Linked DNA regions of Mus musculus: regions 2, 3, 4 and 5 are each linked to region 1. A link is a loop called in an ENCODE intact Hi-C map of the cell type or tissue named here. Cell type or tissue: gastrocnemius. All regions are shown on one strand.

Region 1 (5,000 bases):
AGAGCAGGCTATCTGGATGAAGTCAGGCAGTCCCCCAGCTGTGGCATGAGAGGATGGAGAGCTACCTGCTTCCTAAGTGTGTCCTCAGCCTGCCCTGCTGTTTGTCCACCTTTGCTCTGCTCAGCCCTCCGGGGTACCCCGCCTCCCACTGCTTTACAGCATCCAGGGATTTAGGAGAAGGAAAACGGCTGCACCTGGTCCCACCTTTTGTACTTTGGTGTTGTATTAGTAATTTTTCATTCACTCTGACAAATACTGGAGATAATTACATTACAAAGAGGAAAGGCTTGATTGGGCTTATAGTTCCGCAGAGTCTGGCCTATGGCTAGGTGGACTTGTTGCTGGGTAGAGGGATGTCAGGTCACAGTGGAGTACAGAGCTGAGCAGAGTGTTTCACTTCTCGTACAGCGTGAAGAGAGGAGAGAAAGAGCTAGAGCCCCGCGATGTCCTTCAAGGGTGCATCCCCGGGACCTGAGCAACCCCCTCCCTTCCTGAAAGCTTTAAGCCCTGCCCCCATACTGCAGTCAGGGGTCAGGCCTTTAACACAGGCTTCAAGCGATAGTGCCACTAAGTATCTTCTCACACAGTGATTGGCCTGGGTCTCCTGAGTGGAATACCAGCCTGCACCCTTAGATCAGGCTCTGCTTCCTGTGGGCCCTGGAAAGCCCTTCTGAAGAGCTTCGTGCCATCCCAGTAGAGAACAGATTGCAGGTTCCTGATGCTGGTAGCTTCTCACAGCCCACTTGTGCTTGCTGGGATGTTCTGGGCTTCCTGTTACTACTTGCTGTTGATCTCATCGGAGCTTTGTGAATCCGAGAATCTGTCTGGAGATTGTCAGGTCTCCACCGTAAACCCATAGCACTGGGGAAAACCTGCCCCTGAAGAACCTGGGTGTTTGGTTCTTTTTGTCTCTTTTAATAATTATTTATTTTTAATTTCTAGATAGAATCTCACTCTATGCCAGACTGGCCTTGGCCTCATAGAGATCCACCCACTTCTGCCTCCAGTGTGCTGGGGTGGAAAGCATTGCCTCCACACCCTAGCTGATGGTATCTTCGTTTACTAGGTTAATTATAGAATCATCCACTAAATAAAATTGCACCTCACGTAAGATTCTTCTATGGGAATGTTAGGAAGAAGCTAGGCCTGGGGAGGTGAGCCGTTCTGTCTAGTCTCCCCTCTGCCCTGCCAGCCCCATGCTGAGAGGCATCACTTATGTTCTGGAACAGAGCGCCCCCTGACAGCCCACAGTGTGGTGCAGTTGCTCGGCAGGATCAGGGTGGGAGCTGCCTGCCTGGGACAAGCCTGGCTTCCAGTAGGTTGTCACTGGTGGGCATGGCATCACTGGGACAGCTGAGATGACCTGAAGGAAGGGGAAGGGCACAGAAAGCACGCTGCTCCTTGGTTATTGAGTTTGAGCACTGCGCTGAGCCATGGCTCCATCGTGCTAACTGTGTGACCATCCCCGCACGGAGCGGCCTAAGCTTTCCTTTTATCATCTATGGAATGAAGGCTTAGCTGAGTCACCTGCATGTTCTAGACAGCCATTTAACTCCGTGGAAGGCTTGTCTCTGGCAGGAGCAGTACCCTCCCAGCCAGCCCTGATATTTAAGAGGTCATCTCTGAGTACCTCAAGTCACAAGGGCCCTGACTTCTGCTGGTGGGCCCTCCCCTCACATCAGCTCTGGGACTCCTCTGCCTGCTCTCTCACCCCTCCCCTGCTTCCCAGAGTTCATTTAGCTGGGACTGTTCCCCAACTGTCCCAGGTGCTCTAGGGTAACATCAGCCTGTCTGCCTTTCCTCAGGGCTCGTGTTCCCCAAGTGGCCTCTTTTGTCTCCTCCCTCCCCCAACCCCATTTCTGAGCTGGACTGGTCCCAGGTAACAAGCTTGGCTTAATTTCCCAGTTCCATATAAAGGCTGACAAAACTGAGCTCTGGCTACACACCAGTCGCACCTGCGCCTCCTGCCCCTCCTGCAAGCGGTAAAGCTTCCAGCATCCCTCGTCATTGCCCTAAGTTCTCCTTAGTGAGAACGTCAGCTTTAGTTGAGATCCACTAGTTCCACTGATAATATGTCACCTCTCAGTTTGGAGAGTATTAGTGTCATGTCACTATAAAGATGTCCTGGAGCTTAGAAAGAAGGTTTGGAGGCTCACGTCTAATGTCTGTCAGCTCACTGGTTTGGTCTCCCATGTTAATGGTAGGGACATGTGATGGGGTAAGTGGTCATGAGAGAGCAAGATGGGGGGGGGGTGTTGAGCCCCACAGCATCCTTTCAGGGCACGCCCTCTCTGAGTACCCCTTGCACTTCACCCCTTAAAGGCCACAGTGCTCTCCACTGCCACCATCTGAGGACCAAGCCTTTACATTTGGGTCTTTGGGAGACTCACCAAGGTGTACACTGCTCTGTAACTGCACACGCTGCCTTCGCCTTCTGTGTATACCTGTCAGTTGAGCGTCACCCTGGCTTCCTTCTGTGTACACCTGTCAGTTGAGTGTCACCTTGGCTGCCTTCTGTGTACACCTGTCAGTTGAGCGTCACCCTGGCTTCCTTCTGTGTACACCTGTCAGTTGAGTGTCACCTTGGCTGCCTTCTGTGTACACCTGTCAGTTGAGCGGCACCTTGGCTGCCTTCTGTGTACACCTGTCAGTTGAGCGGCACCTTGGCTGCCTTCTGTGTACACCTGTCAGTTGAGTGTCACCTTGGCTGCCTTCTGTGTACACCTGTCAGTTGAGCGTCACCTTGACTGCCTTCTGTGTACACCTGTCAGTTGAGCGGCACCTTGGCTGCCTTCTGTGTACACCTGTCAGTTGAGCGTCACCTTGACTGCAGTGTTAAAGCTGCTCATACATCTCAGTGGCTCCTCCCCAGGAGCAGGAGCGCAGCTTCAGGTCCCTTTGTAATCTAGGCATGTGCTTTGTGGAGAAAACAGTCACTGGGCCTCCTACCTCCCTGCCAGGTGAGAGGTCAGCATTAACTGACACCAGGGCCTGACATTATCCTGAGAGAATTAGAGCAAGAGCTTAACAAGATGCAGGAACAGTTATCGCCAGCAGGGGTCTCCCTCTACTTTTAAGTGACTAATTTTCCTGCCAGGGATTTAAGTCTGTGAGAAATCCCCAATGCCAGGAACTGCTTGCTTCTCAAGGGACAGAGTCCTCACTGCTGTTCTCTAGAGACCATTTTGTTCAAGTGACAGTGCAGGCATTTGCGCTACATGGGACAGCACCCATCACACACACACACACACACACACACACACACACACACGCATGCATTCACGCACTCACTGAGGGGGAGGTGGATTAAAACTAACTGAATATAAATATAAAAGAAAGGCTATGATCTGAGTGTTGTATAGTCATTATCATCGGAACCGTTACTGTTGGCATAAAGGAGAGGGCTATGGAGCGGCTATACCTACGGACAGAGCTCCTGCCCTAACTGAGCCAAAGCTATGAGGAAGCCAATTGTTATGAAGAAGACCATAACAGAGAGAAGCCCCACGGCAGATAATTCTGAAAAATCCCCGAGAGCAATGTGAACAACACAGCACTGGGAAGTCTAGCTGTGACCTGCGTGGCTTCAGGAGAGATGTTGAAAGCAATCTCTTCAGTTAGTGGATGGGAGCTGGCTCTCACTTGAACTTTATTGTACCCTGTGCTAATTAACTAGTTAATTGATTTATTGAAGCCCTAATTGTTTTTTTTGGGGGGGGTTATGGGCCATAGTAAGGCTTTGTGCCTAGTTACAAGGGCAAAAGTCATCTTGGGGTGCAGTTTACCCACAGAGCTGGTTGGGAAGATGGTGTTCAAGTTCTAGAATACACTAAGCTCAAACAGACTCAGGAGCAGTTGCCAGGCAGGTTGGCTGGGAGGCAGCCTTCCCAGTAGGTCTTAAAGATGAGCTTTGTTATGTTAAAGGCAGGAGGAAGTTTGCAGCTAAGTGTCTCTCTACAGTCAAATGGCACTTTCATATCCCAGCCTCCCTGGAGTCACCAGAGAAAGCATGCAGTCTCCTGTCTCCGAAGGCTGGGGAGACGCTGGACTGGCTGCTTAGAAATGTTTATGTGAAGGGGGAAAGGTGTAAGTGGACCCCTGATTTATCTGTCGAGCAGAGTTCCCAATACTGTTTTATTGCTCAGTGGCTCCACAAGCGGTGACCTCTAACCCTAGCAACACTAGGAGGTGGAAGTCAGGAGCCTGCCTCGCCTTTGAACTCGCCTTTGTACTCAGCTGACCAGAGGCCTTCGAGGCGGCAGGGCTTGACCATCTTGTCTTCTCTCAGGTCGCCAGCACTCAGGAAAACCGAAGCAGCGAGTCTCTGCTCTGTTGCATCTCACTGTAGTTTGTGGTTGCCTAGGAGATATGCCACATCTGTATGCAGCAGGGGAGCCTTGGGGATGGTGGCATCTGAGTAGGGGATGGACAGGCCACTGCTTAGCAAGTAAGCCCAAGGGTGCAGCACCCAGACAGAGCTGTGCCCGTCTGTGCCTGTGCCCACATGCTTCATGTGTGGGCGAGCAACTCGAGGGTGCTCTAGTTTGCCTCATTTATACAGAATCTCCATGCATTGAATTCCAGGATTTGGTTTCCATAGCCACTGCTGTTTTGATGCCCCAACCTTGAAGGGAGGGCAGTGTCACACCAATTATTTGAGTCTGAGATGGGTCAGAACTCTCAGCAGAGCAGCCAGAGCCAGAAGTGTTGTAGGCTTCCTTCCCTGCAGGGGTCTGCACAGATGGTGCAGTTCTTCAGGACACAGTGCCTTTGTTTTGTTTTTCATGGCCTGCATTCCCGGTCTCAGTATCAACGAATATACCATCTCTCCAAAGCTGTTATTAGTGGGAACCTCAATCCTTAAATTAAAGTTTAATCTGGTAAACATATATAATTAAAAAATATATTGGTTCATTTTTGTCTTAACAGTGTTTTCTGTTTGGTCTATATTTCTTTTTTGTTCGTTTGTTTAGATTTACTTATTTTTATTTTGTGCATGG
Region 2 (5,000 bases), 67 kb after region 1:
AAAAACAAACAAAAGAAGAGTAGTGCTCTGGGGGCTGATAGACCTGTGGGATACTCACAAAGTATTTAACAGTGCAGTTCACTGGAGTTTCAGTGGGAGAAAAATGAGTAAAAGTATCTGAGGAAATAAAAGCTGACTGGAGGCCCTGCAGGCCGCAGCAGGAGCTGAAGACTTCTACAGTTTATATTCATATCAATTACACAAGCTCAATGCATCATAGCAGTATTCCTGTGTTCAAGTGATTCTCAGAAAACAACATGCGAAAAATGTGTTCATCTGCACAAGCACACAGAGAGGGGAAGGCGCATTCAGATGCTGAACTCTGCTTCTGTAGCTTGGGACAGGCGTCATTGGCGATGATGGCTCTTCCTCCCCTCTTGCCTCGCTCACTTCATCCCCAAGCAGGGCCTCACTGGTGGTCTTGCTTTCCCTTTCCCTGATGCGTCCAGTACCAGTCAGACTTGCTCAGCTGTCTGGTCTCTGTTTTGATAGATTATGTAAATGTACAGTAGCTTCTAGAATATGGGATAATGCATCCCTTTTATTCTTGATATGGGTCATTTCTTTTCTTTTCTCTTCGACATCTCTCTTCTCTTCCCACAGGGTCTTGAGCTGTAGCCTTAGTTGTCCTCAGGCTCATGATCCTGCAGCCTCTGCCTCCTGACTGCTGGATTGCAGGTATGCTCGGGTCAGCTTAGATCTGCTGTCGCGGTTCAGAGATTTCGCTTGGTTTTTTTGGGCTTTCTTACGTTTTCTTTTGCTCTAATCACCACTCTGCATTAGTAAATTTGAAACACTGGGGTTTTTTTTCCCATTTTTTTTTTTTTTTACTTTATAGCATAGATCATTGCTTTTAATATTGATATTATGTGTGTATGTGTATATATACATATATATGTGTGTATATATGTATGTATTTCCTCTGAAATTTCTCTTTGATCACTATGTCAGGTGTATTCTGAAGTTTTTTTTCATGGTGTATATCTGTGTGTGAGTGAGTGTGTGTGTGTGTGTGTGTGTGTGTGTGTGTGTGTGTGTGTGTGTAAAGAGTAACATCTGGAACAACCATGTGACACACAGATCAGCAACACATTAACTAGATGTTGAGGGAAGGGTGCCCAGGTTATGTTATTAGAGACAACAGACTAAGGTCACCCAGGGCCTGCTTTGTTCACATTTCTGACAGTGCTCAGGTGTTGCATGCAGGCCTAGGCCCCAGAGTTGTACTGTTTTCCCAAGTGACTGGGCACGCTAAGGCAATTTACACCAAAGAGCAGGAAGACTTGATTGACATAGACCACTGTGAAGGAACCTTCACACCATGCTTATGGGTTGTAGGGCAGAGACTCCAGGCCAGCTCATAGAACACACACTTCCCAAAGACACAAGAAAGATTCACAGGAGGTGAGTGATGGACGCAGCCTCCCTGGATTATTAGCTTGGAAACTCAGTGTGAACTCTGCAGTTTGTTTCCATGAGGAAGTTTGTAGAGCCCTGTGGTGCTCAGCCTGGCCTTTACTGAAACTTAGCAGGACTAGGTAATACAAAATACAGACGAGGCTGCTCACACCAGGTATCACCAAGCCTGGCCTCATAGCTGATCAGGTGACAGGCTCAGATCTCTGTATGTCATATGTTATCTTTTCTAGTTGTGCTCAGAAGAAACATACTGAGAATGTGAAGGGACCTTAGAGACCACCCTGTTCCTCCATGCTTTGCTGCCAACGGCCTGGAGAGCTACAGAGAGGTCAGGTTTACGCCTTTAAGACAGACTACATCACACTGTGGTATAGAGGACTAAGGTCTGGAGCATGAGGCTGGGCCAGTTCTCCTTGCAGCCCTGTGACCTGAGTGCACAGACATTTGGATCCAGTGCTAGAGGTAATCATTTCCTTGGAAGACGCATGGGCTGTTTGCCTGTCTCAGTGGGTCACTCTCCCTCTTGGAAGGCAAAGGACCCTGGGAAACTTTCCCATCCCTCTCCAGCCCTGCAGCCAGGAGCTAGGAATGATCATCTCTGGCCCTGCGTGTTTCTGACTTGTTTGACAAGCTCTAGTGAGCTACCAGATGGGAGATTCTTTTCAGCCTGGGATAATTTATTTATCTGTTTATGTATTTCACTGGGAAAGTATCAATTCAGTTCTTGATACTCATTTGCGAGTGACTCCTCAGGGAACAGTAGCAGTGTATAATGTTACTTGGATGTTTGATATTTTTCCCCCATGCCCCGTCTGCTTTTATTTCAGACACTAAAAAGCATGGAGACAAAAAGCAACGTATTCCCCCCACCCCAACCGTCTCTAAGAGACAGTTTAAAACATGTGGTTGAAAATGAGCCGTGGAGACTTGGCTGAGTGTACAGACCTGTGGATTTATTTTTCCTTTCATACTTTGATCCACATTTCCAACCATAAAAAATTATTAGTGGCACTTAAGTGTCAGACATTTCTCACCTGAGAGGTGAAATGCTCTTGGCTGATGATGTTGGCTGTAAATATAGAGTTAGGGCTTCATGCGGGAGCAGGAAGGAACAGAGCGGCTATGTGCTGTCAGGCACGGCTGCCGATGCTCAGCGTCCATAGGTGGCAGAGGCTGCTCAACCCTCTCGATGCTAATAAATTGTGAGAACTTATTTGCATTAGTTTTTTCATAGCTGCCCAAGGTAACGGTAACTATATATTTTCAAAAGGTCATGGAAGACAGCAAACCGTCATGGCTTGTCCCGTCCTTTTCTCATAGCTCCTTCCCCACTCGTCTTCCTGATGTAGGAGTCATCTAGAGGAAGGCTCCAAAGTGAGAGTGAGTGTGGGCCTTGGGGTGGGCTAAGCAGCTTTGTTAACAGTGGACATTAGGTAGCTAGGCAGTTAGAGGGTCAGCAGAGGGAGGGAGGGATGGACAGACTCTGAGGCTAATTGAAGCATCTCCTGGGAGGTGTGTGTTAAAAGAAGTTGATCCCGGGATAAATTTGTGGTGACAGAGACTGGAGACAGGAAAACAAGTGAGACCCAGGTGGTGAAAGTCTGGAGGCTGAGTGTTGGAATGATCGGAGAGCCCAGGAGAGCAGGCCCACTGGCCCAGAGCGTGGGTTTAATGAATGATGGGGGAGTTGACTAATTGAATTCATCAGAGGTGCTATGACAATGACATTTATATTTAAACAAAATTAGTAAACTACATCCAGCTCTATGTGCACCCAGAGACAAAAGGACAGAGGATACAATCTGCAGTTCTGAGTAGTTGGTTTCTCTCCTCTCACTATAATGGCTACAGAAGGAAACAGCCCGCTGAAAATTAGATTCCATTGTCAGGACCTTCAAAAGTGAAGCAAAAATGCAAAAGATAAATTTGATCTCCCTATACTGGCGCTCATCTACCCAGAGCTTTGAGCTGTCCAAGAAGGTCTGGGAGCAAAGGAGTGCCAAGTGAGTCTTGTGTGGTCTGCTGCCTCCTGATTTGGAAGTAACTGCTTACCTTCCTAGGAATCCCAAACTTAGTCTGGAGTCATGTCCAGCCAAGCTTGTTGGAGATCCAGGAGACACTATAAAAAGACTTTTCTTTATGGTATATCCTACTGGGGGCTGTGGGCAGGCTCAGCCTTTGAGTTACCCAGGGTAAAATTCAGCTTTTATATAGCCCAGACAAACGGAGGGATCCATGAAGGAATTGAAGTAGAGGTCATTTCTTGTCAGCTGAAAGTGACAGTCACCATCAGAAAACGGAGTGGCTGTGGTGACCCACGGATACCCTGTCCCATGCTCATAGCAGTGAGTTAAACAAGTTAGACAGAACAATGAAGCTGCTAGCAGTCTGTGGAAGTCATGAGGCTGCTAACACTCCTTATGGAGGAGTGGGGAGTCACAAGATGCTCCCCTGAGATTGAGGTCGCTACTCCCAGTCCTAGCTGCCATGACCTTAGGTAGGTACTAGAGGAGTATGCAGGAGGTGGGAGGTTGACTGGGTGGGTGGGGCTTTTCAGCACCACAGCTGTTAGTTGTCTGTGCTCTAGTAAGTAACCCCATCACCTCCCCAAGACGGCCTGGACAGAGGTTTCTTTGGTCTGTCAGCCAAATAGTTGAGCTAGAACACTCAGGTAAGTAGACTTTTTTTTTTCCTGTCTCCCCAAGGAACTCACACAAGGCATGCACCACAGTGGTTGAATAGTCTGGGTACTGGAGACATCACAGCTTTGGTCAGGATCAGCATCTCAGGTTTCCAGGCCTTGGCTCTTGGCTACCTCAGATTCCGGAGCTTTTTTGGGTCTGGCCAGTGGTGCCTGGCTGGATTGAGAACTGTCTCCAGTTATCACCTTGTTGGTGGTAGACCATTGAAACAGCCCACGTGGCTCCTTTTCCTGAGTTTGGACATGGCATCAACACCCGTATTGTAAAGGACATCTGTCTGCCTGTTTGAATATGTCTGTCACCTCTGATTGTTACTTTTCTTAGAGTTGCTCTCACCATACTCTTGTCTTCAGCAGACAGAATGGCCCAATGGTACCCATGAGGGACCTCACTTCCCCAGGCAGACATGGGATGACAGTGGTCAGACGCAGGATCAGACCTGTTCACCCTGTCCAGCTTGCATTGATTTACACCTGCATGAGACAGGAGGGAAAGTCACTCACTCGCTTGTGCTGCCAGGGTCTGTGGGCACTGCTGAAAGAACATCCAGAGACAAACCAGAAGCCGAGGAGGTGCTGAGAGACACTGTGGTGTGGCCTGACCTCGCCAAGCCCTTCTGAATCACCCAGGCCCCACTGGAGAAAAAGTCAAACAAAAATATAAAATATTAAGGGAAGGAAATGGAAAATATATGCTGAACAGTGAAAAAGCACCCAGGTGGGAGTTATAGTGAAGTGGCACTGTCTTCCCACTGATCAGATGAAAGCAAGTTCAGAATGTGTTTACATAAATACATAAATGAAGCATCATTGGAGGGCTCTCCCTGTCCCAGGGAGGAAGGCCCATGCTTGTACTGCAGGTCTCCCTGTCCAAGGTGTC
Region 3 (5,000 bases), 370 kb after region 1:
CTCGGTAGGGGCTTTCTGTGAAAGTCAGCCACTGCTGAGCTGTAGATTGGAAAGATCTGGAAGCTGTAGAATTCTACGATTTCTTTTCTTTGCTTTATCTTTTCTTGGTTTTTGTTGGCTTGGGTGTTTTGGGTTTGTTTTTCAGTCAGGGTCTCGTGATGCCTAGATAGTCAAAGATGACATTGAACTTTTCACCCTCCTCCACCTGCTGAGTTGAGAGGTACTGGATTGCAGGTGTGTGCCACCATGCCTAGTGTATGCAGTGCTAGAGACTGACCCCAAGTTGACCTGGGGAAGTTCTGTACCAACTGAGCCACACCCTAGCCTATGAGGATTCTTTTTTTTAAAATATTTTTTATTACATATTTTCCTCAATTACATTTCCAATGCTATCCCAAAAGTCCCCCATACCCTCCCCCCACTTCCCTACCCACCCATTCCCATTTTTTTGGCCCTGGCGTTCCCCTGTACTGGGGCATATAAAGTTTGTGTGTCCACTGGGCCTCTCTTTCCAGTGATGGCCGACTAGGCCATCTTTTGATACATATGAAGCTGGAGTCCAGAGCTCCAGGGTACTGGTTAGTTCATAATGTTGTTCCACCTATAGGGTTGCAGATCCCTTTAGCTCCTTGGGTACTTTCTCTAGCTCCTCCATTGGGAGCCCTGTGATCCATCCATTAGCTGACTGTGAGCATCCACTTCTGTGTTTGCCAGGCACTGGCATAGTCTCACAAGAGTCAGCTATATCTGGGTCCTTTCAGCAAAATCGTGCTAGTGTATGCAATGGTGTCAGCGTTTGGAAGCTGATTATGGGGTGGATCCCTGGATATGGCAGTCTCTAGATGGTCCATCCTTTCGTCACAGCTCCAAACTTTTTCTCTGTAACTACTTTCATGGGTGTTTTGTTCCCAATTCTAAGAAGGGGCATAGTGCATGAGGATTCTTGAACGATGCTAGGAGCTTTACCCAGGCCTGAGAGGTCTGGGCTGTTTCCCCAGGCCGAGCAGGCCAGTAGTTAGGAGCCCAGATTGTTGGCCCAGCTGGAGGAGGTAGGCATCCTGGGTGCCACTCAAGGCTCCCTTGGGAGGCTGGGGAAGAGCATCCTGAACCTGGAGAACATGGTTATGTCGGGAAGAGAGGCAAGTATGTGGCCTTCCTGTACACAGTGATCTTTCTGATTCTCTCATGGGTAAGCAGGAGATGGCAGCCTGCTTGTCTGGGCTGTGTGTTAGAGGGAGGTCAGCAGGAACTAAGTGCCTTGGAGGCCACATTCCCACCTTTGTGGGTTTCACCTCGTTCTGGAGCTAGCTGCAGATCTTTCCCCTCCTCACAGCTGGCTGTTGGTGAGAAGCTAGGAGGCCATGGCCTCTTTTCTCTGAAGCCCTCAGATAGCACAGGATTTAGGATTCCCTAGCTGGTGGGGACTACTACTACTAGTCGGGATATGGACTGTGAAGTCCCAGGGAGGGCAGCCATGGAGGGGCCCCACAGATCTTCACCCTGCCCCCTCTAGCAGTTGTGAGGACCTCAGCCTCATGTGGTGCCACTGGCTGTAGGGAAGGCCAGCTTGGTCACATGGCTGAGGCTCTGGCTGAGGCTTAGGAGGTCTTCTGGTTGGGGTTCCTGGGCTGCTTGCCTGCAGTCTCAGGGCTTTCCTGAGAGACTGCAGACAATTCCACAAAAGTAAGAAATTGAACATGCTGTGCCTCTTACTTTCACTGTCCCCCAGCCCCTGTGACGACTAACCATGGGGCAAGTGGGTTTATTTTCTGTACCCACACCTAGCTGCCCCCAGCCGACACCCACACCCCAGCTGGGAAAAGTTGCCCTAAGCCCAAATAGAGGATGAGCTGTGACACCATCATTTAGCCCTGGACAAGGATGGCCAGGGAAAGGCGGCAGAGGGGTAGGAAAAACACTGTTCTGTAGAGCCTGTCTGAGGAGATGCAGTTTGCTAGGGGAGCTTGCCATGTTCACATCGGGGGACAGCATTCTGAGCAGCAGGGGCAGCACAGAGGCAGCACGAGGCCTTGTGTAATGGAGCACAGCACAGAAGAGCAGGGAACCAGGGAACCAGGGCTGGGGAGGCCTGGGCAAACGGCGTGGGACTTTGTAAATTCTGAGAGGACATTGAAGGGCATTGATATGTCTCTGGAAAGTTGTGGGAGGCCACGGGAGGCCTTTCAGTGTCAAAAGGGAAAAATGCCTGCCGAAGGGTAGGCCATGGCTGACAGGGTTGGCGCTGAGCAAATGGGCACTAGGGATCACCAGGACAGTGGATGTTCTGCAGCCATGAGCGTGTCCTGGGATTGCTGTGGTGGAGGAGGCAGGGTGTGAGCGTGAGCATCCCAGAGGCCCAGGTTCAAGTCCAGCCCTGACGCTCACACTCCCTCTGCAGCTGAAGAAGGAGATGGGGAACACAGTGATGGACATCATTCGCAACTACACTGCCAATGCCACCAGTAGCCGCGAGGAGGCCTGGGACTACGTGCAGGCGCAGGTGAGGATGAGTCTGAGTGACAGTGACGTGGTGTGTTACTCTTGGAGAAAGGACACAAGTGCTCTTGGCCCCTAAGCACAGTCTTGGAGACGGCTCCTGGGCTCACAGCGCTGCCTCTTCTTTGTTGACCCTGGAAAGGTTGTCCCTTCCTGGTGTCACAGAACAAGTGAGGCCTGCCTGTCCGCTCACTGGGGGCAGAGCTGGTGGTACCTACCCTTCTGCCTTTCTGTCAGAGCTCTTGCCCGCTGGGGAATAGCCTAGAGCTCAGCTTCCCTTCACTCGCTTGGAGCGCCCCCTTCTGGCTGTTGCAGATGAGAGCTTGGGCACAGGAGATGGCTTATCCTCCCTCCCACCTGGGATTTGATTTCCAAGGAATCCACGGAGAACAGTGTTAGCTTCCATCCCAGAAAGCCTTGCCCTCTGGATAGAGCATTTTGTCTTTGGAAACAATGGAATTGATCTTGTCTCTTTTCTCACGTTAGTGACCAGGAAGCTCTGCCCCAGATCTCAGGTGCCTGTGTTTAACACTGGCAGGTAGCCTTGGACTTGACTGGTCTGTCACTGGGCTCTCTGGAAGCATGTGGCACATTGTCTGCCTCACCCCTCACTCAATTAGGGACCTTAGTTCCTAGTCTTCATTTGTGGAAAGCTCAGATCAGCTTGAAATGGCAGAACTGGGGTTTGAACCCATGACCCGAGAGCCCCATGTTCAACCTTTGCCACCTGACTGACAGCCTTGCACACATTCCACTTGTGCTGACTGGTGTTTCACTTGAACTCGCCTCCTCCGCTCTATGCATATGCTAACGGCTTCTGATTCTGGCTCTCCACTGTGTTGGTAGTTTGTACTGTTTCTTGGAGGCCTCTTGAAGTCCCTCTTGAAGTCTCTTCTGATACACAGCACTGAAGTTCAGCCCTTGGGTGCTATGCATCTCCAGCACCCCGGGAGCGGGACACAGCTACCACCCCAGGAGGCACAGAAGTGGCCAGTCTGAGTTTCCACCTGGAGATGGGCTGCTTAGGATGGGCTGAGTGGCCGATCAAGCAACCTGTCGTGTCGCCACTGCGCAGGTCAAGTGCTGTGGCTGGGTCAGCCACTACAACTGGACAGAGAACGAGGAGCTCATGGGCTTTACCAAGACCACTTACCCATGCTCCTGCGAGAAGATCAAGGAAGAGGACAACCAGCTCATTGTGAAGAAAGGATTCTGTGAGGCTGATAACAGCACTGTGAGCGAAAACAACCCTGAGGATTGGCCTGTGAACACTGAGGTATGTGTGGAGCTGGCAGTCAGGGGCTGGGCTCTGCCACTCTGAGAGGGACAGGTGTCCCAGCTCCTGGAGGTGCCCGGGGCCGTCACTCAGCCTCCTTCCCTTGTTAGTCCCCTCCTCCCCATCTGCTCACACCATAGTCTACAGGTGCCATGAGGGGCCTGCTCACGAGCCGGTCCTGGGCAGGCCTGCTGCAGCTGTGTGCAGAGGCTGACATGAGTCTTTCCACAGGGCTGCATGGAGAAGGCGCAGGCGTGGCTTCAGGAGAACTTCGGCATCCTTCTGGGCGTGTGTGCTGGTGTTGCTGTCATTGAGGTCTGTCCCTCTCTCCCATGCAGCCGTGCCCTGGGTTCTGTCTCGAATACCTCCCCCGCCCCCGCGCCCTTGCATTGCTGCTTCCTGTGAACTGAGTGGTCCATGTGCTTCTAGAGCTGCCCTGACCCCAGCCCATCTGGCTGTGTGACGTCAGATTGGGTACTGTCCCTCTCTGGGCCTCCTTCAGCAGCCTGCCTGTCTGCCTCAGGGTGGTTGTGACTGGGACCCAGTATGGAGCTGCAGGGCAGGGTCCTGGGACCCGGGCGGGCCTTCCTGACTTTGCTCTGTCCTTCACAGCTGCTGGGGTTGTTCCTGTCCATATGTTTGTGCCGGTACATTCATTCTGAAGACTACAGCAAGGTCCCCAAGTACTGAGGTTGCTGATGTCCCCACCGTCCTATTTCTCCACCCTCAGCCTCCCATGGGGCCTCTCTAGCTTTTTCTCACATGGGCCCTGCTCCATCCACCACTGAGGCCTCTGGCCCATCCTGGAAAGGTTGCATTGGGAACTTTCTGGGCCTGGGCCCTTCTCCCTGTCCTTCTGCCACCAATATGGGGCCCTGGCTATCCTGTGGCCTTTCTTCCTACTGCCTGGGATATTTTAACAGCTCGAAATGGCTCCCAGTATTACTGTACACAGGATAGCTGTGTCTCCACCCTGAAGTCATATTGTATTGTATTAAAAACCAGGGAGGGTGGGTGTAGCACCCGTAGCTGCCCAGGGAAAGGCCACAGGAAAGGTTGGTGGGGTTTTCCCCACTGTCACACTTTCTTCATAGGTTTTCCATGTTTCTGTGGGAGACAGGGTAGGCAATTCTTCCACACACTTGGAGCACTCCCCCCTCCCCAAGCTCAGTTCAGCAGGGAACTGAACTGAGGGGCCTCCTGGGGGACTGGCCCAGGTAGCCTCTGG
Region 4 (5,000 bases), 310 kb after region 1:
ACTCCAGGCAGTGCAAGGGCCCTGGGGCTGCCACCAACCTGGTTCATGTGAGACACAGAGGAAGTCCAGAGCTCCTGGGCTGTGGTCAGTAAGGAGAGAGGAGGAGTTGCCAATGGGGTGAAGGGAGCAGTCCCAGCCCAGGTGAACAGGGTCAACCTAGGCCAGAAAGCCTATAGGTAGAACAGAACTGTGTCTCAACCCTCAGCAGATGTTCCAGATGCTCAAGAGAACTGGGCAGGTGTCTGGGCTGGAGACGTGCAGAGGATGGAGCGATGGAACGTGAGGCGTGATTGCCTGCATTCTTGTGGATGGGTTGTCAGGGAGTCTGGTGCCTCAATGGTGTAGTTAAATCTTAATTTTCTGAGGTCAGGCCTGGTGGTGCAACCACAAAACAAAACAAACAAAAAGAAGTGACCAAGCTGGAGTGGTGCAATTCCCAATGTGACCGCCAGGTGGCAGAACCCCAGCAGCTGTCCTAGCTCCAGGCAGCCTTGGCTCAGTGCTGGGTTCCGACAGCCTACATGAGTGACGGTCCCTGGTCAGCCTGGTAGCACTGACCACCAGGAAGTGAGGACTGATCTATTAAGATGGATCCCTGGAACTTTCGTTATCTTTGGACTTTTAGATTTTACCATGTGCGTATCTGTCCGTGTGTTAGTCAGGATCTGGCTGTGTAGAGCAGACTGGCCTCAAACCTGACTCAGTTTCTCAAGTGTGCCTTACAGGTGTCTACCACCACACCCAATATCTGCTTTGGTTTCACCACCGGCTAGTAGCATGACCTTAAACCTACTTAAGTTTCCTCATGCCCCAATGTCCCCATCCACATACAACCTTATAGGGTTGGTGGATAGACTTTAAAAAGCTGACACCCTGAGTGTATAGATTGGGCTCTCAGTTATCACAAGGTCTTATTGCCTCTCAACAGGAAAAGGAATCTAAGCCAGGGAAACACAGCAGAGAAAGAGCAAGGCACAACCAGAGCCAGCACGGGAGGTGGAGGTCACCCGTGCCCAGCCCTGATCTGGACACTGCAGCACACAGGAGTGATCCTGGCTGAAGACCACTCACCTCCTGGAGCTGGAAGGATGGCTGAGGAGGGCGGGGCAGATAGAGGTGGGGACTATGGTATCACACCGAGAATAGCAGAGGAGCCAGACCCGGGAGTCGATATCAGATAGAGGAGCCTGGGGTTCCAGAAAAAGAAGTGTCTGTTTCTTCCTTTGGGGACGCTTGAAAGAACAACAGAATCTATCGATGACACATAAGGCACTGGGCACTCATGCATGCTATCTCGATAAAGAGTCAGGGGTCTCAGGGGAAAGGGGTCTGAAGGTCAAAGAGGAAGCCGCTTTCTCTAGGCCATACTGCTGAAAGCTGACAGCAGCAGATGTAGACCTTCTGAGGCTTCCAGCTCCTTCTCCAAGGGATGAGGACCTAGGAAGAGTGTGTGGGAGCAGTGCTGACCAGCACAGGCGGCGATGACCTCAGGGGCTTGGCTTCACTTCTCTTCTGGAATCCGGACATTGGGCGAGGTCCCAGCTTGCGTGTCCTGGGAGCTACGGAGGCCTGGCCCAGAGTTAATTACCAGTGGGAGGACAGTTTGAGAGTGGTGACTTTGGGGTTCAGGCTAGTGTCCCTTCACAGACATCTGGTCCACTCTCAGGAGACTAGGGAGTGGCTCTGAGTTGGGTGGAGGTTGACTATAGATGGGCGGACAGCCTAAGGATCTGGGACCAGCCCATTGGCTCCTGTCACCCATATTGCCCATCTGTGATGGGGATGGACAAAGCTTACAGAATCCTCTTGGAATCCCTTCCAAGGTCAGAGGGATGGGAGTGTGTGTGTGTGTGTGTGTGTGTGTGTGTGTGTGTGTGTAAGGGGAGGCTGGGGTATATAAGGACAGTAGAGATTTGGGGTCAACAAGACTTGCATTTGGTCAGGACCCAGAGCAGCAGCCCAGCTCAGCAGCTGTTGGACAGGCTATGGACCACATCCAGGAGGGCTTCACTGAGACAGGGGTCTTTGTCCCCCACCCAGGACAGACTTCGCGTTATCTACTTCCATTTCCAGCTCCTATGTACAATGGGGGAGGCAGTAGAGGATATGGCTATAGGTCATCCTGCAGATGACCTTTTCCCATTCCACATTGAGGGGACTTACCTAGGTTGTAGCAGTGTCATAGAGCTGGGGGTGGGGGTGGGGTGGGGTGTGGGTGCTTTCCTGGGTTGTACAGCTAAGAAGGCTCAGGAACAGAGGTGAGAGAGGTTCAGGGGCCCATACCCTTTATCCCTGTAGCTCTGGGTGCCTCTTGAGAAGCCGGACTTGGTGCTGGGGTGGGGTTCCACCAGCAGAGTGCTTGCCTGCCATGCACACAGTAAGTCCTGGCTCCATCCCCAGCACCACAGAAACCTGGGAGACTCTAATCACTTGAGAGATGGAAGCAGGATTAGAGAAGTTCAAGGTGCAAGGCTAGGGGTAGCTGGAGGTGAGGGTGGGCTGAGAGAGAGAGGTGGGAGGGTTAGGAAGGAGGGGGAGATATCCCGAGGGCATCTTCTCTAAGAATTGGCACTGCCTTGAATGCCCAACAGTCCTGGTCTCTACTTTCTAGATGCAAGTTTGAAGAGTTTCCCATCTCCTTTCCTTTCCTCCAAGAGAGACAGAATCTGTGAAGCAGGGATCTCTGTCAAGGCCCCGGGCTTTCCTAGCAATTGGTGTCAACTCAAAACAGACTAGGAACTGAGAAGCTGAACCAAACTCCATGGACTCTCAGGCCTAAAGCCAGGCAGCTCACCTACTTCCTGTCCCAGAGTGATGGAGACTCAACTGAGGCTCAGATACCTGAATGGACTGTGCTGGTATCAGAAAAGCCCCTGTGTGACTGGCTGCCCCTGTGTGGAGCCCTCCGCAGCTCTATCGCAAAGTTCTGGTGCAGAGCTGGCAATAATCCCAGCACGGTCTCTGCAGCCTGGATCGCGTGTGTTTTATAAGGGCTTGGGCGCCACCTCGTGGTGGCATATGAGCATAACATGGTTTTGTGGGCTGCCGGAAAGATGCTAGGCCCGCCCTCCGTTCCTCCCTCCCTCTCCCTTAACCTCAGTCCCTTCGGGATAAATAGACTATGAAGTGCAAAGGCTTAAGGGCTGAAGAGAATTGGTTCAGAGACACAGTGGAGTTTATATTTGGCCTTGAAGAGATCATCACGCTGTGCAAATTTCAGATTCAGAAAAGCAAGCACCACTGATTTTCTCTCATATGTGAAATAAAGCTTTGAAAACAGGCTGAGCGTGGGGGTGCACACCTTTAATCCCAGCACTCGAGAGGCAGAGGCAGGCTGATCTCTGTGAGTTTGTGGCCCGCCGGGTCTATACAGCCAGTTCCAGGACAGCCAGGGCTCCATAATGAAATCCCACCTTAATTAAAACAACAACAAACAAACAAACAAAATCCACAAAACACAGGAGGCTATCTTGAAAGACAAAAGGAACCTGTGAGAGGAGGGACGAGGGCGGCAAATGACCCAAGAACGTCATAAGCACCTGCCGCTTGCGTTTCTTCATCGGCTTGATGAGAAACGTAATCTGGACAGGACTATGAGAGTGCTTCCAGAACGGCTTAACTGAGGAAGGAAGCCCCTCTCTGGCCGTGGATGGCACCAATCCCACAGACAGGTTCCCCAGGTATAGGGTACACAACAACCCCGAGAGAGCGCCTGACACCTGCGCCTCCATGCTGTGCCCTCAAACTGTGAGCCAAAGTGAAGTCTTCCTCAAGATGCCAGTGCCGGGGACTTCGTCACCACGATGAGGACAGTGGTGGTACTTCTTGTCTGAAAATGTTACGACAAAAGCATATTTTAAGCAGACAACATACGCCAATTAGAAGTGCCAACATTCCCCACACCCTTGCTGTTGGTCCTTGGGAGTGAGTACCCACTACCCACGAGAGGGTGATTCACAGCAGCGACTGGTCCCGACTGAGCCAAGTGCCTGCTCCGTGAGTTTGGTCAGTTCTCTCGCATGGCTGCTGAGCTCCAGCGCAGATGGGGATGATGGGCCAGAGGGTGGGTGCCTGGCCAGCATGGCAGGTGCTGTGGCTGACTAAAATGAGAACAGAAAGAGGGACTTGCTGGCAAGGGCGCCCATGAGGGAAACAGGCGGTGAGTAAACAGAGACATGTCTGGACATACCTACCCAAGAACAGCTGGAAGGAAGTAATAAAGCGTCATCTAGAAAAACAAAAGAAATAAGGATCTGGAAAAGCAATGGAAGAGCTCAAATCAATGCTACCAAACAAATAAACAAACAACAAAACCAAAACCCCAAAACAAAAACAAAATAACCCACCATACCTCCATCTTCTGAATGTCCGGTCCCACCCAGCAACTGAATCCTAGCCACCATCATTGCTATGACCTCAGTCATCTCTATCACCTTAATCACCACCATCCCCACCATCATACCATCCTAGTCATCTTATTCCCCACCATGACCACCACATCCACCACTACCACCTATCACCGTGATCTTCCACACCACCATCACCATCACTCCATCACTACCATCACCCATATCACCATCATCTCCATCACCACCAGCATCTCCACCATCCTAATCCTCTCAGTCATCATCACCTTCCCCACCACCATCACCATCATCTCTGTCACCACTGTCATCTCCTCCGCTGACATATTGCCCTCACCGCCATGATCATTATCACCTCCATCACCACCCTTGCCAGCATCATCCATCACCACCATCTTCCTCATCATCCCCATCACCACAATCATCACCTCTACCACTGCCATACCGATGTGCCATTGACATCCTCATCAGCATCATCTCCATCTATCACCTCCATCCTCATCATTTCCATCAACGCCATCACCAGCTGACACTATGCATCAATACCATCATCACATGGTGGCCCCTAGTCTCTCACAGACACACCACCATTCATTACCCATTGCCATATCACCGTGAACACAGCAGTCACCACCA
Region 5 (5,000 bases), 130 kb after region 1:
CACTTGGGAAAGATAAGAATGGAGGCGCAGAGGGCAGATGGTTGGCTACCAAGGGCCAGTGGGGCTAGGGGAGAAGGTTTGTCCACAAAGAGATCTCATTGATATGAGGCTGTTCTCGAACTATATGATTTCACCTTTGTGATGGGGTCAATGGGTATATAAATCTGTATGGGAACGCATTAAAGACTTTACAAATTTACACCGAACTTCATTTCACACGATGTTATTTTATGGTGTGAAAAAATCTAATTAAAGAGAAAATATAAAATGGGATTGAACACCATACAACGTTCGAAGACCTTCATCCCAAAGTCCCACTTCCAGGGTCTTATCCTAGAGAAGCAAATAGCAATGGACCTAAGGAGTGAATGAGAGACCAAGTTCATCAGGCCCTCGTCTACTGGAGGTTAATCAAAACAGTCAGCATAAAGGGTATTCTTCCCATACGCATATCCTGTGTAGCATCTTTGCTAGGATTTAACATGAATTATTGTGCGTTTAGCTGCTGGATTATCTCCCTTTATTCCTATTGTCCCCTCCCCATTAGAAAGCAGGGGTCTTTCTTCTGTCCATCATTTAGTATTGCACTAGGAACATATTAATCACTCAGTAAACACCTGATGAATGAATGAACGAACCCCATTATAGAACAGGGCTTTGGCAAATGGCAAGACATGCCTTTCTATGAAGTTTTGGGTTGAAAATAAGCATGGGGTGATTGTCTTTGGAAAAGGCTGGGAACTTTCCAGAAGCAGAAATGAGAGGATGTGGGCTAACTTTCTCCTGTTGTTGGCCCGTTTTGTCCTGGCTGGGTTGAAATATTTGTTCTTTGGGATAAGCTGTGATCTGAATCAGAGACTGGAAATCCCAGGGAAACCTGTGTGGACAGGGAGCTGACACTGTGCTGTGGGGTTATGGGAAATGAGAGGCCTGGACGGAGTGGGATGGGAGAGGACAGCTTCAGAGAAAAGCTCCCATCGTGGTGGGGATGGCACTGTCATGGTAGGGTGATGCTGACCTTCCAACTGGGCTCTAATGGGCTCCAAGCCAAGGCCTCTATGACTGCTGGCTGACTGCCAATGCTCAAGCCCAGTCCAGATTTCCTCATAAGACTTGGTCTGTAGGCTTCTGTCCTTGAGTACAGCCAGAGGTGTCTAAGACACAGGCACCCATCATGCCACACCCCACGGCAGAGGCTCCCTCCAGCTCCCAGAGGCCTCATCCAGATGCTTCACACAGGGTGGGATACCCCTTGGAACTGTGCATACCAGCAGTGAACGTATTTAATATGAGAGCACCCTGAGTCCAGTCCCCAGCACTCACGCAAGGAGCCAGGCACTGTGGCACAGGCCTCTGATCTCAGCTCTGGGAAGGTGGAGGCAGGAGGAGCTCTGAGGTTTGCTGGCCAGACAGCCTAGCCAATGAGTGATCTCCAAGTTCAGTGAGAGATATTGTCTCTCAAGAAATACGGTGGAGGAGAATAACTAAAGATTACACTCCCTTGATTAACAACCTCTGCTTTCCATGTGACTGTGTACCAGTGCGCTCTCTCTCTCTCTCTCTCTCTCTCTCTCTCTCTCTCGCGTGTGTGTGTGTGTGTGTGTGTGTGTGTGTGTGTGTGTGAGATTTCTGTGGATTTCTGTCCTTACCTTATTCTGGGTTCTCTATGGCTGGACTCCCTATCTCAGCACACACTGCCTGTGGGGTCTCGTTGCCTCGTGGAGGTAGAAGAGACCTTTTGAGAAGGACCTCAAAGAAACCAGCCATAAAGCAGGTATGAAGTACCAAGGGTGGCCCTAAACAAACTTCTGGGCTAACAACTGATGTTTCCTCAGATCTACAACTCTCAGTGAACCCATGACACTAGAAGTACAAAAGGCACATGGAGGGACCAGTCCTGTGGGCAACCAACACCTGGGAGAGGTCCCAGGCAGCTGCTCACCCTCAGTGCTGGTTCTGTGTCACGATTGTAGGTCCAACTCCCAAAGGCCAAGAGCAAGGCTGCAGTTTCACACACTTACCACTAAGAGGCACTGTAGTTCCAATAAAGTATTTCTGGGCCTGAGGCAAAGCAGAGGGGAGCGGGGCACCCCTTAAAGTGATTTGAAGAAGTTCCTGGTAGGATCTATCAGTTCAGCAGGTATTCAGCCCTACTGTGTACCTGCTACGATGCCATATCTGGGAAGGGCACAGGGATGGACAAGGCAGGTCTCAGTACCTTCTGGAAGAATGCTTGCCTCTATCTTATAGTTCAATACACCAGTCTCAAAACACCCCAAGGGGCAAAACGAGGCACCAGACAGAAACCTGTTTAATATCAACAGCATCTGAATGAAAGGCCTGAGGTCTGGACTTTTATTTTTGCTTTTCCCTGGACGTTGTCTTCCTCTCTGCAGGACCCTAAGTATCCCTTGGGTTCTGGCTATATTGCCACACAGTAGGTACGCAGGAAATATCAGACTCACTTGTAAATGACTGTCTTATGACAGAACAGTTCAGTACACTGCCTTGTCTTGATGGTGGATTGCCTTACGGCTTGGAACTGTCGCCCCTGGCCTGTGAGATCCTTCTGGGGATGCTTAATAGAGGCAGGAGCCACAGTCCCACCTGATGTGGATATTCTCCGGGCTCTTCTCATGGGGGAGGCTCTTTCCTGGTTTAGAAGAGTGGGATCTCGGAGTCAAAGAAGGAAGAGGAAGTAACGCAGAGCATTGTGGAGAACAGGGAATATGCTTTGTAGTCTACATGGTCTTTGGGACCTGCTATGGTGACACCCTCTTTATAGACACCAAGTAAAAACACCCCACTCCACAACTTCAGAAACTGAGACAGAGAGGGCAATGGCTTGTTTAAAAAGTGGCCTGACCTGTGATGCTTCCACTGCATCCTGCTGGGCAGGTGTCTTAGTGGAACAGATGCCCGGTGGGACAGGACCAGACATTCAGGGACCAGGCCCAGGAAGACAGGAAACAGAATGGGAAGTGCAGGAGGCCAGCCCCTCTCGGCTGCCTCATGAAGGACCCATCACGCCCACCTCCGTGCTGGCACTGAGTAGGCTGCCCTGTGCGTGAGACCAGTGTCACCAACTTCAGGGACTTCAAGAATAGGCCTGTGACTTCTTTCATAACTGCACATCAAAGTACTTAGAAGTAAAGAGGCAGACAGGCAGCTTAATCAGCTCATGGAAAAATAACAACATACCCTGTGTACCTGCCAGCCAATCAGCACTTGCCTACTGATTTATATAAGACCTAGACGATGGAGGACGACTTAGCTGGCGTGGCAAAGCTGCCATGTGTGGGGAATCAGCAGAGAGGCATCTGGGCTTTCCCACCACATTTAGTAGCTTTTCCCTAAGTCTGAACCCTTAGCAAAATGGAATGTTTTTATAGAGAAATTATATATAAGGACCAGTAGGAAGCTGGCCTTATCCAGGATCCCACTACAGATCACATTCTATACTGCTTAGCACGGGGCCTGGGCTGGAGAGCCCCCTCCCCCGACATAGCATCCTCAGCCTCCAATGTCCTGTCCCCATGTCCCCCGCAGATGGCCAGCTCCAGAGCAAACCTCGTGCAGCTCTTTGTGAATCCATCTCTCCCAGCCCTTCAGGGGCCACACATAAAACCTTCCTTTCCTTCAGCAGTGACATTTAGGCCTGTAGCAAAGTCTGTGGGCAAAGGACAGGCTTCTGTTGCAGCTGAGAGTTTAAAAAGACTCTGGATCAATCAGAGTTTCCATTTTCTGGGCTAGAAAGATGTCACCGTAGGTACAGGTGCTTGCTGCCAGGTCTAATGACCCAAGTTCAATTCTCTGGTCCTGTACAGTGAAAGGAGAGAAAAGCAACTTCCACACATCGTATTTGTGCACACATACATATACAGGCCCATAGCCTGATAGAAGGCACAGACAGGTAACAAGTGCCATCTAGTTGTCACAGGAGATTCCAGCTAAGTGAACATTGCTTTGTGTCCACAAAAAGAAGGGCTGGCTGCTTCAGGTTGAAAAGATCAAGGAGATATTTGAACTTAGAACTAAAAATCCAACCAGGACTCAAACTAGCCTATTAGCCGCTTATCTGAAGAGACTGGCGATGTCCTAGCTTCGGCCAATGAGGGCCTAGCCCAGGCCTTAAAATCCAAGTTCTGTGTGCCACTTTGTGTGGCAGAGTACAGTGAAAGGTGGGACTTGAACTCGTGTCTTTCTGCTTCTAGCCCTGTGGTTGGTCTTCTCACTGCTTCTTTTGATTCCCATAAACTGTGTGGCTTTGAGTATGTCCCCAAATACTAGTAACTTGATAACCCAGATCCTGTGTTTACTCTCACAACAAAAGAAAGCCTGTATCCCTGATCCACAGCTCCCTCTGGAATACTGTGGCTAGATGGAGCAGCTTAAATCCTGTGCAACATGAAGGAATGAGAGGGGTCTGGGGTAGGACAGGCCCAGGTTCATCCCTAATTCTCCATTCTTTGTTCCTTCCCCCACCCACTCACTCACCTAGCATTTCTGGGGTACTTTAACAAGCCGGCAAAATTCCAGATGGTGGGAATGGAAAATATCAAATATTCATCTCAAGAAGGAAGGCTGATGGGAGGTACAGGCTGGGAGAATGAGAAGGGCAAGTCACCTGACCTAGGTGACAGAAAGGATGGCCGGGGCAGCCTTGGTCTATGTGGTAGGGATGCTGAAGCTGCCATTCACTGAAGAGGCCAGCTTGAAGCTCTGTCTAGCAAGCCTAGCCTCATCATACTAGGGATATTGACTATCCTCACCTGAAAAATGGCAGAGGAGAGAAAGATGCTCCCAGACTATCCATCCCTCTACTCCGCCTTGCTCCCAGGCCATTCCTCCACTCAGCCTCCAAGGGCATCTTTGGGGAAGCAACAGTTGTGTGCCTTCCTTCCCTTGCTTGTGGGGTGAGGCTAAGCAATCTACATCCCAGAAGGTTGGGAAATGGAAAGGAGGCAGAAAGCATGGATCATAACCCTCGGCACCAGAAA

What was found. Peaks named below come from ENCODE experiments on the same cell type or tissue, not always from the same donor. Only the 100,000 strongest peaks of a DNase experiment are listed, where the experiment ranks them.
Region 2: a loop joins it to region 1, with 2.1 times the contacts of the local background. A loop is called at or near these places in 3 of 42 quality-filtered maps.
Region 3: a loop joins it to region 1, with 2.6 times the contacts of the local background. A loop is called at or near these places in 6 of 42 quality-filtered maps.
Region 4: a loop joins it to region 1, with 12 times the contacts of the local background. A loop is called at or near these places in 26 of 42 quality-filtered maps.
Region 5: it touches region 1 in a loop (5-fold over the local background); 15 of 42 quality-filtered maps call a loop at or near these places.

Annotation. Positions count from the first base shown.
Region 1 is chr2:93,784,498-93,789,497 of GRCm38, reverse strand. The region is part of intron 7 of Ext2 (exostosin glycosyltransferase 2); the gene reads left to right. Among named protein-coding and RNA genes, the nearest start is that of Ext2, 36 kb to the left of the region's middle. In gastrocnemius, CTCF peaks have their summits at 1,253 and 3,044 (motif pointing right); DNase peaks (open chromatin) are centred at 3,051 and 4,711; H3K27ac peaks cover 494 bases.
Region 2 is chr2:93,717,286-93,722,285 of GRCm38, reverse strand. All of the region lies in intron 10 of Ext2 (exostosin glycosyltransferase 2), which reads left to right. It overlaps Gm39883 (a long non-coding RNA gene), which reads left to right and starts at 845. Exons shown (of 2, transcript XR_866564.2): 1 at 845-1,881; 2 at 2,690-3,331. In gastrocnemius, no CTCF peak of the experiment used is centred here; a DNase peak (open chromatin) is centred at 1,933; H3K27ac peaks cover 2,761 bases.
Region 3 is chr2:93,419,327-93,424,326 of GRCm38, reverse strand. It overlaps Cd82 (CD82 antigen), which reads left to right. Exons shown (of 10, transcript NM_007656.5): 7 at 2,399-2,500; 8 at 3,572-3,772; 9 at 4,004-4,087; 10 at 4,385-5,000. The coding sequence ends at 4,462. It overlaps Mir7001 (microRNA 7001), which reads left to right and starts at 2,320; the gene lies at 2,320-2,398. In gastrocnemius, a CTCF peak has its summit at 2,807 (motif pointing left); a DNase peak (open chromatin) is centred at 2,784.
Region 4 is chr2:93,473,202-93,478,201 of GRCm38, reverse strand. No RefSeq gene overlaps it. Among named protein-coding and RNA genes, the nearest start is that of Cd82, 13 kb to the right of the region's middle. In gastrocnemius, CTCF peaks have their summits at 444 (motif pointing right) and 3,011 (motif pointing left); DNase peaks (open chromatin) are centred at 2,984, 3,317, 3,730, 4,042 and 3 more places.
Region 5 is chr2:93,656,232-93,661,231 of GRCm38, reverse strand. All of the region lies in intron 1 of Alx4 (aristaless-like homeobox 4), which reads right to left. Among named protein-coding and RNA genes, the nearest start is that of Alx4, 16 kb to the right of the region's middle. In gastrocnemius, a CTCF peak has its summit at 2,019; DNase peaks (open chromatin) are centred at 1,057 and 2,003.